Regions from separate parts of the Homo sapiens genome. Here region 2 is linked to region 1. Evidence: read pairs that join two places in POLR2A ChIA-PET (ENCODE). Cell type or tissue: A673. All regions are shown on one strand. Each heading gives the region's core, and the rest is flanking DNA. Links, peaks and the distances in the headings are about the cores only.

Region 1 (8,535 bases), core at 2,129-6,128:
TATGTATAATTAAAACATTACATAGCCATCCTGGTGGGAAATAGCTAAAGCTGAGCACAGAATAAGAGTAACAGTATTAAATATTTTTGTTAATTTAATTTTGTTTAAATAAACTCATGAATTTCAACATTTAGCAAAGAAAGACAACAAAGACTATTACAACCTAAGAAAGCAAAGGGGGCATAAAGCAAAGGGAGGCAATTAAACATAAAGGTAGAAAATAGCCAATTAAAGGCAATAATGTGATAGAAACCATATAAAAATTGAAATGCGGTTATCTGATAATCAAAATATTAGCTAACAGCCAACAAATACATAAAAATGCAACACTCAAAATAAGAGATGGTTATTAGGAAACCACAACATATACAAATAATTAAATAATCGAAAGATTCCTTTGCCCAATGCTATTTAATAAATTTAAGGATCAGAATTAAATGGATAAAACTGTAGAAAAATAGAACATAGGAAACTTGGTAAAGGAACTCAAATATAAAACGGTGTAGTTAAAGTGACGGGTCATAACTAAATAAATTCATTTTAACCACAATGCAAAATTTATCTTAAGCAGAAAAGGTTTTCAATATTTCACCTTTTTAATACCCTTGATGCAATTTAAATATTCAATTTCAATTTATTATTTCAAAAATTATCGTTCCATGCAAAAATGTGAGTGTTTTATTACCCTATATTTTTTCAGAAACTGATAGTTATGAACTGAATTGTGCCCCTCCCTCAAATTCATATGTTGAAACCCTAATCCGTAATGTGACTATATTTGGCCATAAAACCTCCAAAGAGGTAATTAAGGTCAAATGAGGTCACAAAGTTGAGGCTCTAATTCAATATGACTAATGTCCTCATAGAAAGAGGGAGAGACACTAGACATGTGACATGTGAGAATATAGTCAGAAGGTGGCCATCTGTAAGCCAAGGAGAGAGGCCTCAGGATAAACCAAATGTCTAGACACTTTGATCGTAGACTTTCAGCCTTGGGAACTTTGAGAAAAAAATATATATCTGTTTTATAAACCATACAACTGGTGATAATTTGTTATGGCAGCTCTTGCAGACTAATATGCTGATAATAGAATTCAATACAAATCGCATGCCTTTTGAAATGTTTAAAGTTCAGCCAGTCATATTCAATTATGATTGATATTATTTTCCTAGGTGGAAATATAATACTCTTACATTGGAATATATAATATTTAGCACTAAGTGTGAATGCATATTTTAAGAGAGGGTTACAATATTGAGGTACCTATTTAAGATAATAATACTGGACACTTTCTACAGTTGTTTAATATTATTTTCTCTAAGTTCAATTATTTTTATTTAGGGCAAACTGGAACTGCAGTACTATTCTAGATTACCGGGATTTGTTGTTTCAATAAAAGCAAAAGAGCTGCGTTTGATCTAACAATGTTTAGTGAGTGCCTTCTATATATCAGACTTCGTTCTAGGCACTAAAGACATAGCAGTTATTGAAACTGAGTCAGTCTCTGCTTCAGTATAACTTGTATGTAATGGGGAGACATAATGATAATTACATGATGTATCAGCTGGTGCATAAGCACTGTGAAAAAAAATCAAACAGGATAAAGGGAACATTTGGAGTGCCACTTTTTGGTTTATAAGGGACTCCTTAGAGAAAGTGGCATCTGAGCAGAAAAATACATTATTCCCTTTATATTTTATCATCACTTGAGTTGTATTATTTGTTAGTGGGAATAATTGTGCCAGAGACTGTTTCAATATGACATGACCAATCAGAATATCCAACCTTCCTAGAGTGTTTTCCCAAACTGTGACATGGAGTGAACAAGAGTTGCCAGATTCTTCAGTTGCTTCCCAATTTGCCAATACGATTTGGGGAAAAAATTTAGATCATGTGTTTTAGGGCCTTAGTTATCCAGAACAGAAAACAAATATCTTGAGGCTAGAGATTGTGCTTTCATGTCCAGTTTTAGTTCTCATATCTTCCTTCTGAATAGATAAGAGGATATGAAAAATAAATTAAATTAACTGGTAATAAAAAAAATGATAGAAATTTCTGCATCAAGTTTATTAACAAAAAATATTTTTGAATCTTATGATAGTGTGTTTCAGAGGGAAGACTTAGAAAACGGGAAAAATAAAAAAGAACAATGGGTTTGGTGAAAGGAAAATTTCTGCACTGAGAATGAGTTTAGATTACATGCTTGCTAAGACAGCTTCTTCCTTTAAGAGTCGCAGAGGTAGATAATGGAGAGGTAGAGAAAAGAGACGGGGAGGGATGAGAGGGTAGGTGGGAGGAAGGACAAAGAGAAGTGGCTTAAAGGGTACAGACATACAGTTGGATGGAAGAAAAAAATTCAATGTTTGATAGATGTTTAGGGTGACTAGAGTCAAACAAAAATATATTGCACTTGGAAGGCGGACACCCTAAATACTATGACCCGATCACTGTGCATTATATACATGCAATAAAATCTCACATGTACCCAATTTACTTGTAAACACTTTTTTAAAAAAATAATTAAATAAATGCTTGCTGCTTAAAAAAGGAAAAAAATTGAAAACGTTATTTTGAAGACTTGTAGCCAAGAAAAATTAGAATTTAGCTGAAACTGTAGAAAATAATAAAAAGCGAAAACAAAATTAGGCAAACTAGAATCTAATAACAAATGTACTCTAGTTTTGAAACAATGTTTTCTCTCTCCAGTCTCCCATTTCTACTAAAGAAAAATCATGGTAGGACTGGTTTGCATTATCATACTTGGTCTAATTATTAGTATACAGTGCAGCAAGAATAATTATTTTTTACATAGGCTTTTAAATTGGCTTTGATGGAACTTTGTTCCATAGGAGGAATCTCAGATAAGACATTTTTAAAGCCGGGCCCAGTCATGGATTTGCGCCATCAAATATCCATGAGTGGGGTGAATTTCCTCTCCTCTTAAGGTTCCAAGATCAACGTGTAGCTTCTGTGCCTGTCAGAAAGTGACATTCTTTACTTACCACGGGTCAGAAACCCTGTACAGGGACTGTGTACACAAAATATGAGGCAAATTTTTCCAAAGGCTTTATTGTCTCCATAAGTCAGGTTTGATTCCTTAAAGGAAAGCACACCAGGCCAGGCGCAGTGGCTCACACCTGTAATCTCAGCACTTTGGGAGGCCAAGGCCAGCAGATCATGAGGTCAGGAGATCGAGACCATCCTGGCCAACATGGTGAAACCCCATCTCTACTAAAAATACAAAAATTAGCTGGGTGTGGCTGTGTGTGGTGGCATGTGCCTGTAATCCCAGCTACTAGGGAGGCTGAGGCACGAGAATCACTGAAACCCAAGAGGCGGACTTTGCAGTGAGCCGAGATTGTACCACTGCACTCTAGCCTGGCGACAGAGTGAGACTCTGTCTCAAAAATAAAAACAAAAACCAAAAAAGGAAAGCACACCATTCCAGTCAAAGCCTACAAATGAAAACAGATTCTTATTGCACTTATGCAAATAACTGTATTGCCATAAGTTAAGAATACTCAGAGTTTCCAAATTCTGGAGAAATCAGGTAGAGAGAAACAAATATGCTCCAAATTTTGTTCATGGGAGTATACTAAATTATTAAAAGCTGTCATTAGCTCGAAAGAAAAGTTTCAAGATGCTGAAATACAAAACAAAAGATCAGCAATGTTTTAAACAAAAAGTCAAAAGGATTAGTCTATGTAGTTATTCCATGTTCTGCTTGATACTCATGAACATTTTAGCTCTCCATGAGTCCTGAAAGTTTTTCCTCTATTCTGATGTCATAATCTCCAAAGTTATCAGAAACCTGCATTCAAGAACACCTGTTGAAGTTTTATAGCTGATTATAAAACCACCTTCTAAGGAGAACTAAAGCAAGACAACAATTATCCACGAATGAAAAAAAAATGGTTTTAAGGCAGCCATAGTCAAAAGACACAATTGACAAAGAAACCTATTACCTCTGTGGCACACAACAATTTTAACATAACAATTATGATAATTACTGATAATTTACACTAAGTTTTATCAGAATTAGGAGTTTCCCATAATTTTGGAACATATACCAATAAAATATTTATACAACTACAGCACCCCCCCACAAAAAACACCATTTCATATTAGATAATGCTTCCTGTATAATTTTTATACCAAATAAGCCAAATCATGTCATTTTTGGATTTTAGGGAACCTAATATTTTAAAGGATTAATTAGATTAGAAAAAGACATAATTTATAACTTGATTTTGGAAAGTCTGAAATGTAAATGGTTTAAAATACTTGATATTACAAAATAGGATTACAGATCATTGTAAAGTCATTTATTTAACCAAAGTGATAATGCAAGCATTTCAAAAAAGAAAAAAAATTTTATTCTTTGAGAGAGGAGACTTAATTTTCTAAATAAAAAGCCGTGTTAAAAAAGCAACATGAGGCCGGGTGTGATGGCTCACACCTGTAATCCTAGCACTTTGGGAGGCCGAGGCGGGCGGATCGCCGCCTGAGGTCAGGAGTTCAAGACCAGCCTGGCCAACATGGTGAAACCCCGTCTCTACTAAAAAATACAAAAATTAGCCAGGTGTGGTGGTGCGTGCCTGTAATCCCAGCTACTCGGGAGGCTGAGACAGGAGAGTTGCTTGAACCCAGGAGATGGAGGCTGCAGTGAGCTCAGATCATACCATTGCACTACTCCAGCCTAGGTGACAAGATCGAGACTTCATCTCAAAAAAAGAAGCATGAAGACAATTATATTTGTTTTTCAAAATTTTGCAAACAATCTATAAAGTTTAATCCTGATTATCAAATGTAACTTCTGTAAGCCTTTTATAACCTTTATAACCTTTATTAAGTAGTTGGTTAATGCTTAAAGAAAAACTTGTTAATCTGACACAGGAGTCCATATTCTAATTTTTCATCAGTCAGCCTTTGATACTAATGATTAATTTATAGAGGAACTAAACTTATTTTATCTTCCTAAAATGGCCCTTACAATTTTACATGCCCACTACTTCCACGATAGTCTCTGGGCCTTGAGGAGTTAAGTAGCTTTAACTTCTTGTCCTGTGTCTCAGGAATGCAGTTCATTTAGATTGGCATCTTCTATGGGACCTGAAGATGAGGCTTTAATTGCTGGCCATGTTGAAGAATTAGCCGGACTTGGTGTCCTTTTTAGACCCAGGAGTTAAAGCTCTGTAACTCAATGTTACAAGGACTTTGAAAGCATACACAGGGAGATACATGTATGTAATAACCTTAATTTAAAAAAAAAATTATCTCGGTTGTTATTTTTTCCTAAGCAAACCAAAACTTAATAACATGATAACTTGATTATATAAAAGCATATTTTTTCTATATAAATTATCTTATTCTGACTTACACTGAGCCTTCATGATATGATTGGATTTTAGGGTTTGCTCTGAACATCCCTCCTTTATAAAAAAACAGTTGTTTTAGAACTAAATTTACTACACAAGATTTTTTTACATATAAAATTATTTCTCTTTTAGCTTTTTACCTCAAAAAAATACTTCTATATTTTTATAACTTCCTTTACATCTTTTTTTATTTCTTGGTTCCTTTTACCTTGTTTTATATATAACCTTTAAGTAAGTTTTGAATTAGACAAAACTTGTTCACCTTGTTTTTTAGCAAGAATGTTTTTTCCTACAATATCTATTTATTAGAAAATACCCAGAAAATGAAATAGCTATTATTTAATTTAATATTACTTTATATTCTAAATTATGTCCAGTTTGTCTATAGGTATTTATCCCATTACATTTACCTAATTTTTTAATATTAATTGTTTACCTAGATTATTTATGAAAACTGTGATAGTCGTGATTTAAAGTTATGAGATCACCATTGCCAAATTATAACTGAAACAGTGAAAAAAGATTTGACCTAACTGACTCCATTTTGCTCTTAACTTCCAAGCTGTCGTTGTTTATTCCTGGGCAGAGGTCAAACTAACTTTGGGAGGAACTTAGTTTATAGTTCACACTTTAGCATTGAAACAAGGCTATGAAACAGTCCTTTCCCAACACAAACCTCCTTATTGTCTGTGGACTAAACTGCCTAAAGCCACAGGATTAGAAGTTATAGTAATCTTACTAAATTCAAGATGCAGCTATTTGTATTAAACCTATATCAATGTCTTATTTATTAAAAATTACAAAAGCAAAGATCATCCTGTTTTGGGATGGGTTTATAGTTTTGTAACCCCTACGCCAAATTTTGACATCTTATAGTATTGAATAGGAATAATTATGAAATTGTTTGATTAATAAATGTAAACACAAACATATGCTGCCAATTCTTAAGACATTTCTCATATTATTTTACCAATAATTTTAAAGCTAGCTTATTTATTAAATATTTTACTTGTTACATAAAATTGAAAAAGCATTTGACTAGTCTTTTCTTTTTCAGTATCTGATTTAAGCACTTTTATTTTTCTTTAAGCCAATTATTTAGAGCTCTTTTATATATTTTTAGCAGTGAAACATTCTGTACACAACACATGAAAGCATATAAAGACATATTACGCGTGCCAATGAAAACACATTTTATAGATTTATAAATACCCCCTCTTTTATTTATTTATTTATTTTTTTGCTATCATAGACTTTCAGATTCTTGATAACCTGTTTGACAATGCTAAGCACCTGTCAGCTAAGTAGCCTTACATTTGCACAATAAAGGAAACAGCTCAGGTGAAAATCAGAGAGAAAAAGTCTGGTGGTGCTAGAGGGAGACGCTTTTACAGAGTTCCTTTTTTTTTTGAAACAAAGACATTTCTGAGTGTCTAAACTACATTCTTCCTTAAAAACCCAGGAGTAGCTTCTGTTGCAATAACTGTTTTAGTCAAAAAATGAGGTGAAAAGTTAAGCTGACTTTTAACCATTGAGCTCCTTAAAACAATTTTTTTTTAAATCTTATTACAGTATTTCAGCTAGGACAAAATGCTGCTAAACGAACAATGATCACACAAATTATACGATTTCTGAGCGCTCTAAGGGTAAGCAGAAATTAACACCAGCTGGTTGTTAATGCTAACTTTAGGCATTTAAAAAGAATTTGCAAGACAGAATCCCAAACCAGTTTCTTACCTATTGATGGTTCTCAGGTTGTACACTGCTCTCTACCATGCTAGAGCAGGAAAAAGAAACTCGTTTTTCCTGTTGGAAGTAAGCTCTGCCTCCATAAAGGAGTTACCTGCCTTCCATCATCATGGAAGAAAGAAAACCTTACCTTCCTTGTTGGAAGCAAGTAAAACTCCAAAAAAGGAGGAGTTGTACAGCAAAATAAACTTTAGATCTCGACCAAATTTTGGGACATCAGAACAAGCACTAATAGGAGATTTGTCAAAGATCAGGGGCATCTCCATTCAGAATCCCTCCGTGGTTACCAAAATGTGAACCCAGAAAATCTGAGACAGATCTCAGTTAATTCAGAAAGTTTGTTTTGCCAAGGTTGAGGACACATCTGTGACACAGCCTCAGGAAGTCCTGATGACATGTTCCCAAGGTTGGGGCGCAGCTTAGTTTTATACATTTTAGGGAGACATGAGACATCAATCAATATATGTGTACATTGGTTTTTGTCTGGAAAGGTGGGACAACTTGAAGCAAAGGCAGGAAGACTTGAAGCAGGGAGAAAGTCACAGATAGGTGAGGCACAAATGGTTGCATTCTTTTGAGTTTCTGATTAGTCTTTCCAAAGGAGCCAATCATATATGCATCTATGTCAGTAAGCAGAGGGGTGACTTTGAACATAATGGGAGGCAGGTTGGCCCTAAGCAGTTCCCGGCTTGACTCTTCCCTTTAGCTTGTGATTTGAGGGCCCCAAGATTTATTTTCCTTTCACACCCATTTACTTGTACAAATTAAAAAATAACTTAAATGTTTGCTGTTTTCAACTAGAAAAGAGGTTATATAATCTCTTCCTCTAAATTTCAAACTCTGTCATGGAACTCACAGGCAGAAAGGTCAGCAGATACAAGGGGCCCTGCTCACTCAGCCTCCTGTGAATGGGAGACCTACGTAGGCTCTATGCACTGCTGGTCATGGTATGGGTCTGTGGTCCAGCAGACCCTTCCCTACCATAGTTCTACCTTCTTGAAATTCAAGGGCATGAGTCACCTTGTCATTGGGTGCCCATCAATGACATTCATTACCAAAGTGTCCGCACTTATCTGTCATCTGTTTAGAGACTGTTGGAAATATCTGGAGACCTTGAAGAGAAGTGAGATTGAGCTGTAGCCCAATGTTGATCATCACACATCTGTGTTAAATACAAGTACACTCTTGGTGTGTAGCCCTTAAAATTATATTTATGCAAATATGTTTCTGTATGTTTATGGAACTCATGCCTTTAAATATTGGAAGCTGAACATAATTTCTAAAAGCCATGTATGTAAAAATGTAATATTTCAACGTGTCTACAAATTAAGACATAATTTTACTATAAAAATTGCAAGTTGAGACTGTCCTATTCTCAAAGTAATTTGAAAATAGTAACTTTGGCTG
Region 2 (8,535 bases), core at 2,508-6,507, 200 kb before region 1:
GCTTAACGAGCTGTGATTTAGTGAATCATAAACAGGAAACTCGGAGATGATTTCAGAGATGAAGTCTTGGGTCAAGATTTGGTAGGCCTTGTGAAGGGAAAATATCTTGGGCCCCCAAAATCACTAAGGAAAACTCAAGGTGGAAACTGCTTAAGAAAAATCCTGTCTCCTATTCTATTCAAAGCTCTCCCTCTGCTCACTGAGATAGATGCATATATGATTGCCTCCTTTGGAAAGGCTAATCAGAAACTCAAAACAATGCAACCCTTTGTGTCTTACCTATCTGTGACCTGGAAGCTCCTTCCCGCTTTGAGTCTTCCTGCCTTTGCTTCAAGTTGTCCCACCTTTCCAGACCAAACCAATGTACTTTTTACATATATTGATTGATGTCTCATGTCTCCCTAAAATGTATAAAATCAAGCTGTGCCATGACCATCTTGGGCACATGTCAGGATTTCCTGAGGCTGTGTCACGGACCCTTCCCTCACCTTGTCAAAATAAACTTTCTAAATTAACTGAGATCTGTCTCAGATTTTCTGGTTTCACAGGCTCTTAGATAAAAATAAAGGTTTGGATTTATTTTTATGAGTGCATTTGAACTCGTTGTAATGAATAGTTTTGACGTGGTAGAAAAAATAATACTATAACATTACTTTTAATTGTTCTCTAACTTCTGGTTTTATTCTTTTTTTTCTTTTTTTTTTTTATGACAGAGTCTCACTCTGTGTCACAGGCTGAAGTGCAGTGGCACAATCTTGGCTCACTGCAACCTCCACCTCCCGGGTTCAAGTGATTCTCCTGCTTCAGCCTCCGGAGTAGCTGGGACTACAGGTATGCGCCACCATGCCCAGAAAACTTTTATGTTTTTAGTAGAGACGGGGTTTCACCATGTTGGCCAGTCTGGTCTCAAACTCCTGACCTCAGGTGATCTGCCCGCCTCGGCCTCCCAAAGTGCTGGGATTACAGGTGTGAACCACTGCGCCCGGCCTTGTTCTCTAACTTCCATGTAAACAACATGAAAGCAGGAAGATGGTTAGCAGGCTGCTGCAGAGCCTAGATGGTTGTTAATAGCAGCTTGTTGAAGGACAAGTATAAAGGTAAATGACAAGTGACCATGTTCAGCATGTATTTTTGGTAGACAGATGGAGGTATTGCTGATATATTACATGGAGGAAATAAGAGAAAAAAATGAGTAAGTGCAATTTCTCACTCAGTGGTTTAACAACTGAAGAAAGGACTTCTAGATTCTGAAATAAAATATTATGGAAGATGCAAAAGTTTATTGAAAGAAATAGTGTTACCATAGCCATGCATGTTAGGTCGCAGTATGGAGTATGGTTGAAATTCTGAGTGGAGGGTGTGTGAATCTGGTGTTCGGTGAGGTCAGGTGATAAGAATTTGAGCCACATGGCATATCATGACACACAAAATCATTTCTTCTGATGCTACTTCTATACATTCCAGTAAATAGAGGAAACATAAAGATTGAGGACTAAACCTTTAGGAAATTTGCAGTCAAGATTTTTTAACACAGGAGAAGATAATGAAGATGATTTAGAATATATGGCTACATGGCCAGGCGTGGTGGCTCACGCCTATAATCCTAGCACTTTGGGAGGCCGAGGTGGGCGGATCACGATATCACAAGATGGAGGTCATCTTGGCTAACACGGTGAAACCCGGTCTCTATTAAAAATATAAAAAATTAGCCAGGAGTGGTGGCACGTGCCTGTCCCAGCTACTCGGGAGGCTGAGGCAGGAGAATTGCTTGAACCTGGAAGGTGGAGGTTGCAGTGAGCCAAGATCGCGCCACTGCACTCCAACCTGGGGAACAGAGAGAGACTCCGTCTCCAAAAAAATAAATAAATAAAAAATAAAGATATTTGGCTACATAAGGAGAAATAAAAACAACAGGCTGCTAAGGTGTTCTGGTATTCAAAAAAGAAAACCATTGAAGTAAAAGGTGTGCTCAATGCCACTGTTAGATCAGGTAAGTGGAGCACAGAGAAGTGACCATTGCAATATGAAAGTATTTGGTGACAATGACCAGGACATTTATTGGAATGGTGAGGAGGAAAGACTGATTTATTTTGGCTTGATAAAATAAAAAGATGGGAAAGGGAGGAAATATAAGCCCTTGATTATAGACACCCTGAGGTGAGTAAGTTTCAGTGTGAAAGGAAGGAGAAATAGAAGCTAGAAAGTGCATATTTCCAAGATGGTGAAAAAGTGGAGAAAGAAATTGGTGATGGAAGCCAGCCTTGGAGAAGCAACTAGTAGATAATATCACATGTGAAGAGTTTGAACTTTAGTGGCAGGTGCATTTCATTCACAATAGCAAAATATAAGCAGAGTGTGGGTGCCGATTAAGGACTTTGGATAGATGCAGCCATAAGGAGAGGAGGGGGAATTCTACCTAGGCATGTTCTGCAGATTGAAACTATGTCACAGCTTCAATGGCCGCCCCCCTTTTCAATACTCCTGGATGAAAATGGGTTTTGGAATGTAGCCGGTTTTCAGTTCCAGATGTTTCTCATAACCCCAAATTATCTTCACTTGCCAATTTCCTCTGTCAAATTAATATAGGTTGGGTATTATTCTAACGGTTCACTTTCTTTTTAAACCATGTAATTCAAGGACATGAAGACTCTAAAAATGAACAGTTTTTTTTACTTAAGTTTATTGCTAAAAGTATGATTTCAACGGATAAAATGAGAAGAGAGCAGCCATAATAGATGGTAGTGATCATTTTCTTATTTAAAAAATCCTCTTTTGAGCATAGTAAGGAGCTGTGTACATTCTGAAGTATACTTGCTGAAAAATTATTACAGAAGCATAATAAAATTTGTGATTTTGAACTTCACTCCTTTCCTTTCACAATGTCAAAATGATTCATATTTCTCTAGAAATGTTCAGGAGGAGAATATTCACCTGTGTAAATTATATTCCTATGGGGAAGGGATTACTGCTCTTACCGAAGAGTTTATGGCAGGGTTTACTCTTTTCCATTGACAGTATGGGATGAGAGAATGGGACTTAGCTTTGTGTCCATTTGCATTCCAGTCACCGAAATAATAATAGCTATATGGCACCTAGAGTAGAAAGGATGATTTACAGTAAGGGCATTCTCTCAAAACTTAATAGTTTCCACTATAAAAACTAAAGACAGTTCTTCCTAGTTTCACTGTTTCAGAGCACTGTTATTAGTTGACTCAAAAGTTTAAATAGCTTTTGTTGTAAAATAAACAATTGGTATATGACATTCTATGAGAGGGATGGTCTGAGAATGGTTTATTGTGACAATGCAATCACTTTCAGGTATTAAATTTCAGGATGAAAACTATAAATCATTCGCTTTCCCAGAGTGAAGTTTGACTTATTCCTGTGGCCAACATGGCTTATGGACACCAAGGACAAATAAGTCAGAATAACTTGATGGAAAAGACCTTCAGCGATAACTACATAGTTTTCATCTCTTGTATGAACAAAGTGTTAAATTTTCTCTACTATCAATTCTTTAGTGATATATTGGCTATGATTTTTTTCTGTTCCATGATATATATTATTTTATCATATAATATACATTGATATATGAATTGATTAAGGTCAGGGATTTATACCAAGATAATAATTTGTTCTAAAAACTATATGTTCAGTTTTTATCATTAAAAACATTTTAAATAATAACTAATTCTCATTTGTAGTCAATAAGTGGCACATGCATAATCATATGGCAAAGATATATTTTTGTTTGGTGCTGTAGGTACAAATTACAGTTTGATCTTTCATACTTTATGAAAACAATGGTATAAATAGATATATGGTTCATATTGCAGTTGAATATAATATTTATTCAATAACATTTATTAATGATATTTCAGGAAGTATTTCTCATATTTTAATGTATACATGAACCACATGGTATCCTCTTAAAAAAGCAAATTTTGGTTCAGTTTTTAGAAGATGGAGCTAAGATTTTTTCATTTCAAACTGCTTTGTGATCCGCTGATCTCAGTTTCAGTAGCAAATTTAAAAATATGTATGCTTCTGGATTTTAATAGATAACTGAAATAAAACAAAATATTTTTCAGTACTAAGAGTGGTTAAATTTCAACATGATCTTTGCTTAAATGAAAGAGACTATTAGAAGTACATTTTCTAGTACTCTTTTTTATTTCTTTTCATTTTAAATATATTTCCAAATTACAATACTTTAATTTAATGACTCATGCTGACTTCAAAATTAACACCACAGCTAAAATATATGAGCTCCTTTTACAGCAGCGTTTTTCCTCTGGGAAATAGTAACTTCTCTTGCCATTGTTTTCATTATTTTCACTTCTTTTCTTCTGTACAAGGATCTGACAATACATCCTCAACTTTACTTGCTTGAAAACAGAAGCAGTGGCAAAGATTAGTGGTGAAAACCAGGAGACTTAAAAAACACATTTAATCTCTTTCATTCCCTTCCTTCCTTCCTTCCTTCCTTCCTTCCTTCCTTCCTTCCTTCCTTCCTTCCTCTCTCTCTTTTTTATTTTTTGGAAAATACTCAACTATCATCATTCACTGCCATTCAAAACATTTTTCAATCATGTATTGTCACCTAAAAGATTTATTCAAAACCTAACGGTGAATGGATAAAGATGCTCAATTTGGGGGCTCTCAATAGACAATTCAGGAATGCCGATGATTTTGCTATGTCAGTTTGGTGCTATGAAGGGAGGTAAAATATATTGCTTAAAATTGTATATATATACACATTACATTATATATACAAAAATTACATGTATATATATATACACATTACATGTATATATTTTATAATTTTATTAATATATATAGTTTTAATTACAATTCTTACATATAATATAAACATAAATTTTATGTGATCCTTTTTTCTTGAATTAAAGGTTATATAATAAAAGCTACCACCTGCAGTTCTCACAGCAGTAGAATTCCAAATCAGCCGCTGCAAAATCAGCAACAGCAGCTGTAACCTGGTTTTTAGAGAAGTTGAAATCAATTTTCACAGGTAACTTAAAGTTTATACAAATGCAGATTGTGTTCGCCAGGGTTTAACATTTGTATAATAGTCATAAAGATAATAGTACGATAAAGAGTTATTCTTACTGAATTTCAATACACAGTCTCTTCTTTTCTGTTATGGTCTTCAAAGGTATTATTTAAGCTTAATTACATTTATGAAAACAAATTAATAAAAATGTCAAAGTTGGGATTTAAAGAGGTATACACTTACTAAAATAAGGTATGTTTCTTAAACAAAATGTATTCTATTTTAATCATTAATTTAAGACTTTCAGTTCTTCATGAATCAGTGACCCATCAATAGTGTATCTTTTACTGTAAGTTAATTTCAATCCTAGATTTGTATACAATTAAAGTAACATATTTATCTTAATCTTTTAAGTTTTTATATATCATCCAGAAAAATGAGATATCTATAATAGTCTTTCAGTTCTGTAAACTTTTCTCTTTTTTCTTTCTTTAATTTTTTTTTTACTTTTTATTTTTGGTAACAATGGTTTTACATATTTATGTGGTAGATGTACCATTTTGATACAAGCATAAAATGTGTAATAATAAAATCTAGGTAATTGGGATATTCATTACATAAAATATTTATAATTTATGTGTGTTGGGAACATTCCAAATCTCTTCTTCTAGTTATTTTTAAATTTACAATAAATTATTATTAACTGTAGTCACCCTATTGTGCTACTGAACACTAGACCTTATTCTATTAACCATCCCCTCTTTATAACCCCCCGCAAACCCACTACCCTTCCCAACCTCTGGTAACTGTCATTCTACTCTCTGTCTTTATGAGATCAGTTTTCTTTAGTTCCCATATATAAGTGAAAACATGCAACATTTATCTTTCTGTGCCTGGCTTATTTCACTGAACATAGTATCCTCCAGTTCCATCCATGTTGTTATAATTATCATGATTTCATTCTTTTGTGTGACTGAATAATAATCCATTGTGTATATATACCACATTTTCTGTATTCATTCATTTGTTGTTTGACACAGTTTGATTTCATATCTTGGCTATGGCAAATAGTGCTGCAATAAACATGGGTGTGCCAACATCTCTCTCCAATAGATGTATTTCCTTTATTTTGAATAAATACCCAGTAGTGAGATTGCTGGATTATATTGTAGTTCTATTTTTAGTTTTTTAAGGAACCTCCTTACTGCTTTCCATAGTGACTATACTAATTTACATCCCACCGATAGTGTATGAGTGTTCCTCCTTCTCCACCTCCTTACCACCATTTATTTTCTGTCTTTTTGTATTTTTGTTATCCCATTTGTCCATTTTGGTTTTCATTGCCTGTGCTTTTGAGGTCTTATTCAACAAATTTTGCCCAGACTAATGTACTCAAATATTTTCCCTATGTTTTCTTCTAGTAGTTTCAGGTCTTACATTTAAGTCTTTAATACATTTAGATTTGTTTTTGCATATGGTAAGAGAGAGGGTACTAATTTCATTCTTCTGCATATGGTTATCTAGTTTTTCAAGCATCAATTATTGAAAAGACTGTCCTTGCTGCAGTGTATGTTTTTGGTACTTTGTCAAAAATGAATTGACTGTAAATGTGTGGATTGATTTGTAGGTTATCTATTATGTTCTATGTGTCTGTTTTTATGGCAGTACCATGCTGATTTTAATACTATAGCTTTGTAGTATAATTTGAAGTCAGATACTGTGCTTCTTCCAGCTTTGTTCTCTTTGTTCAGAATTGTTGTAGGTATTCCAGGTCGTTTGTGGTTCCATATACATTTTAGAATTTTTTTTTATTTCTGTGAAGAATTTCATTAGTACTTTGACACATACTGTATTGAATCTGTAGATAATGTTAGGCAGTATAGACATCTTAATAATATTGATTTTTCTAATTCATGATTATGAAATATCTTTCCATTTTTGTGTCTTCAATTTACTCCCTTGATGTTTTATAGCATTTTTATCAACAAAAATTGTGTATGTTTATAATATACAGCATGATGTTTTGAAATATGTATATATTGTAGAATGGGTAAATCGAGCTAACTAACATATGTATTCCCTCATATGTATATATATTTGTGTGTGTGTGTATGGCGAGAACACATAAAATCTATTTTCAAGTTATTTACATGTGGGTGGATTATCGTTGTACATTGGCTTATAACTTAATTTGTTGTTAAGTGACAAAAGTGGATGGATAGTATGCTTCCTTTTATGTGGAAGAGGGAACTTGGGGAGCTTAGGGAGTGCACACGCTGGAGGGACTTTTTATTTTAGCAATGCTTCTTGCAGTACATTTATAACTCACGTATAGAAAACTTTCACAATTTTTCATAAGCATTTTGCAATTATGATTAAGTGGATTTTTCAAAGCAATACAAATAGAAGGCCAAGGAAGGTGGCTTATGTCTATAATCCCAGCACTTTGGGAGGCCAAGATGGGCTGATCACCTGAAGTCAGGGGTTCAAGACCAGCCTGGCCAACGTGGTGAAATTCTGTCTCTACTAAAAATACAAAAATTAGCCAGACACGGTAGCACACATATGTAATCCAAGCTACTCTGGAGGCTGAGGCAGGAGAATTATTTGAACCTGAGAGTGCCGTGAACCAAGATAGATTGCGCCACTGCACTCCAGCCTGGTGGCAGAGCAAGACTCTGCCTCAAAAAATATATGTATAAAATAAAATAAAAATAGAAGTCACATTTTTTTCTTTTGACAATGTCATAGCAAAACATATGTAAGGAAACTAATATAGCAACACATATGTAAGGAAACTAATATATATGTAAGGAAACTAATATAGGAAAACATATGTAAGGAAACATATATAAGGAAACTACTAATATATACTATATTAGTAGTCATTCAATCTACCATAACTAATACAAATAACTGAAAACCTACAAACATGAGCAAATCTCTTCATGAATTCATAGCCCAAACAAGTTTATTGTCTCTCTTCCATCTCAGTTTAAGTCCATGAATTACCAAAACTTTTTTCTCCTGGTCTTTGATTTTAGTAATTTAATTTAGTTGTAATTATAATTATTTAAGAAAAGGTATCAAAGTGAATTACAAATTATGAAATTATATTTGACTTATAAACTACAATTTGCAAAGAGTGTATAATTTTGATTAGTAGCTGGTTGTAGAACTAATTGGTCTGGAGCTCTTTGAAATAAATCACTCTAGCTTCTCCATTGTGTGCCTTTAGTGCTCACGTATAAGTACTTTTTACGTATCCATTGAATCAATGAGTGGATAAATCAATAAATTATTTCCCATCAATAAATTGAAGCTTGCTATATGTTTATTTTGCCTAACAGTGACCTTTTAATCTTAGATAAATATTTATTATGTTATTAAATTTAATTTTCAACTTAGTTTCAACTTTGCAATAATTTTCATGGTTTTTAAAATACTATTTTAGGAAGTATAAAATTTTCATTTTTCTTACATGCAAATGTGCTCTTTTAAGCTTAAGATTAAAAAATTAA

The links. Peaks named below come from ENCODE experiments on the same cell type or tissue, not always from the same donor. Only the 100,000 strongest peaks of a DNase experiment are listed, where the experiment ranks them.
Region 2: POLR2A ChIA-PET joins it to region 1 with 5 read pairs; 2 of 35 experiments call an interaction of 5 or more read pairs at or near these places.

Annotation. Positions count from the first base shown.
Region 1 is chr21:22,603,264-22,611,798 of GRCh38, forward strand. No RefSeq gene overlaps it. Among named protein-coding and RNA genes, the nearest start is that of MIR6130, 470 kb to the right of the region's middle. In A673, for the core only: no CTCF peak of the experiment used is centred there; no DNase peak of the experiment used is centred there.
Region 2 is chr21:22,405,316-22,413,850 of GRCh38, forward strand. No RefSeq gene overlaps it. Among named protein-coding and RNA genes, the nearest start is that of LINC00308, 310 kb to the left of the region's middle. In A673, for the core only: no CTCF peak of the experiment used is centred there; DNase peaks (open chromatin) are centred at 4,456 and 4,966; H3K27ac peaks cover 3,963 bases.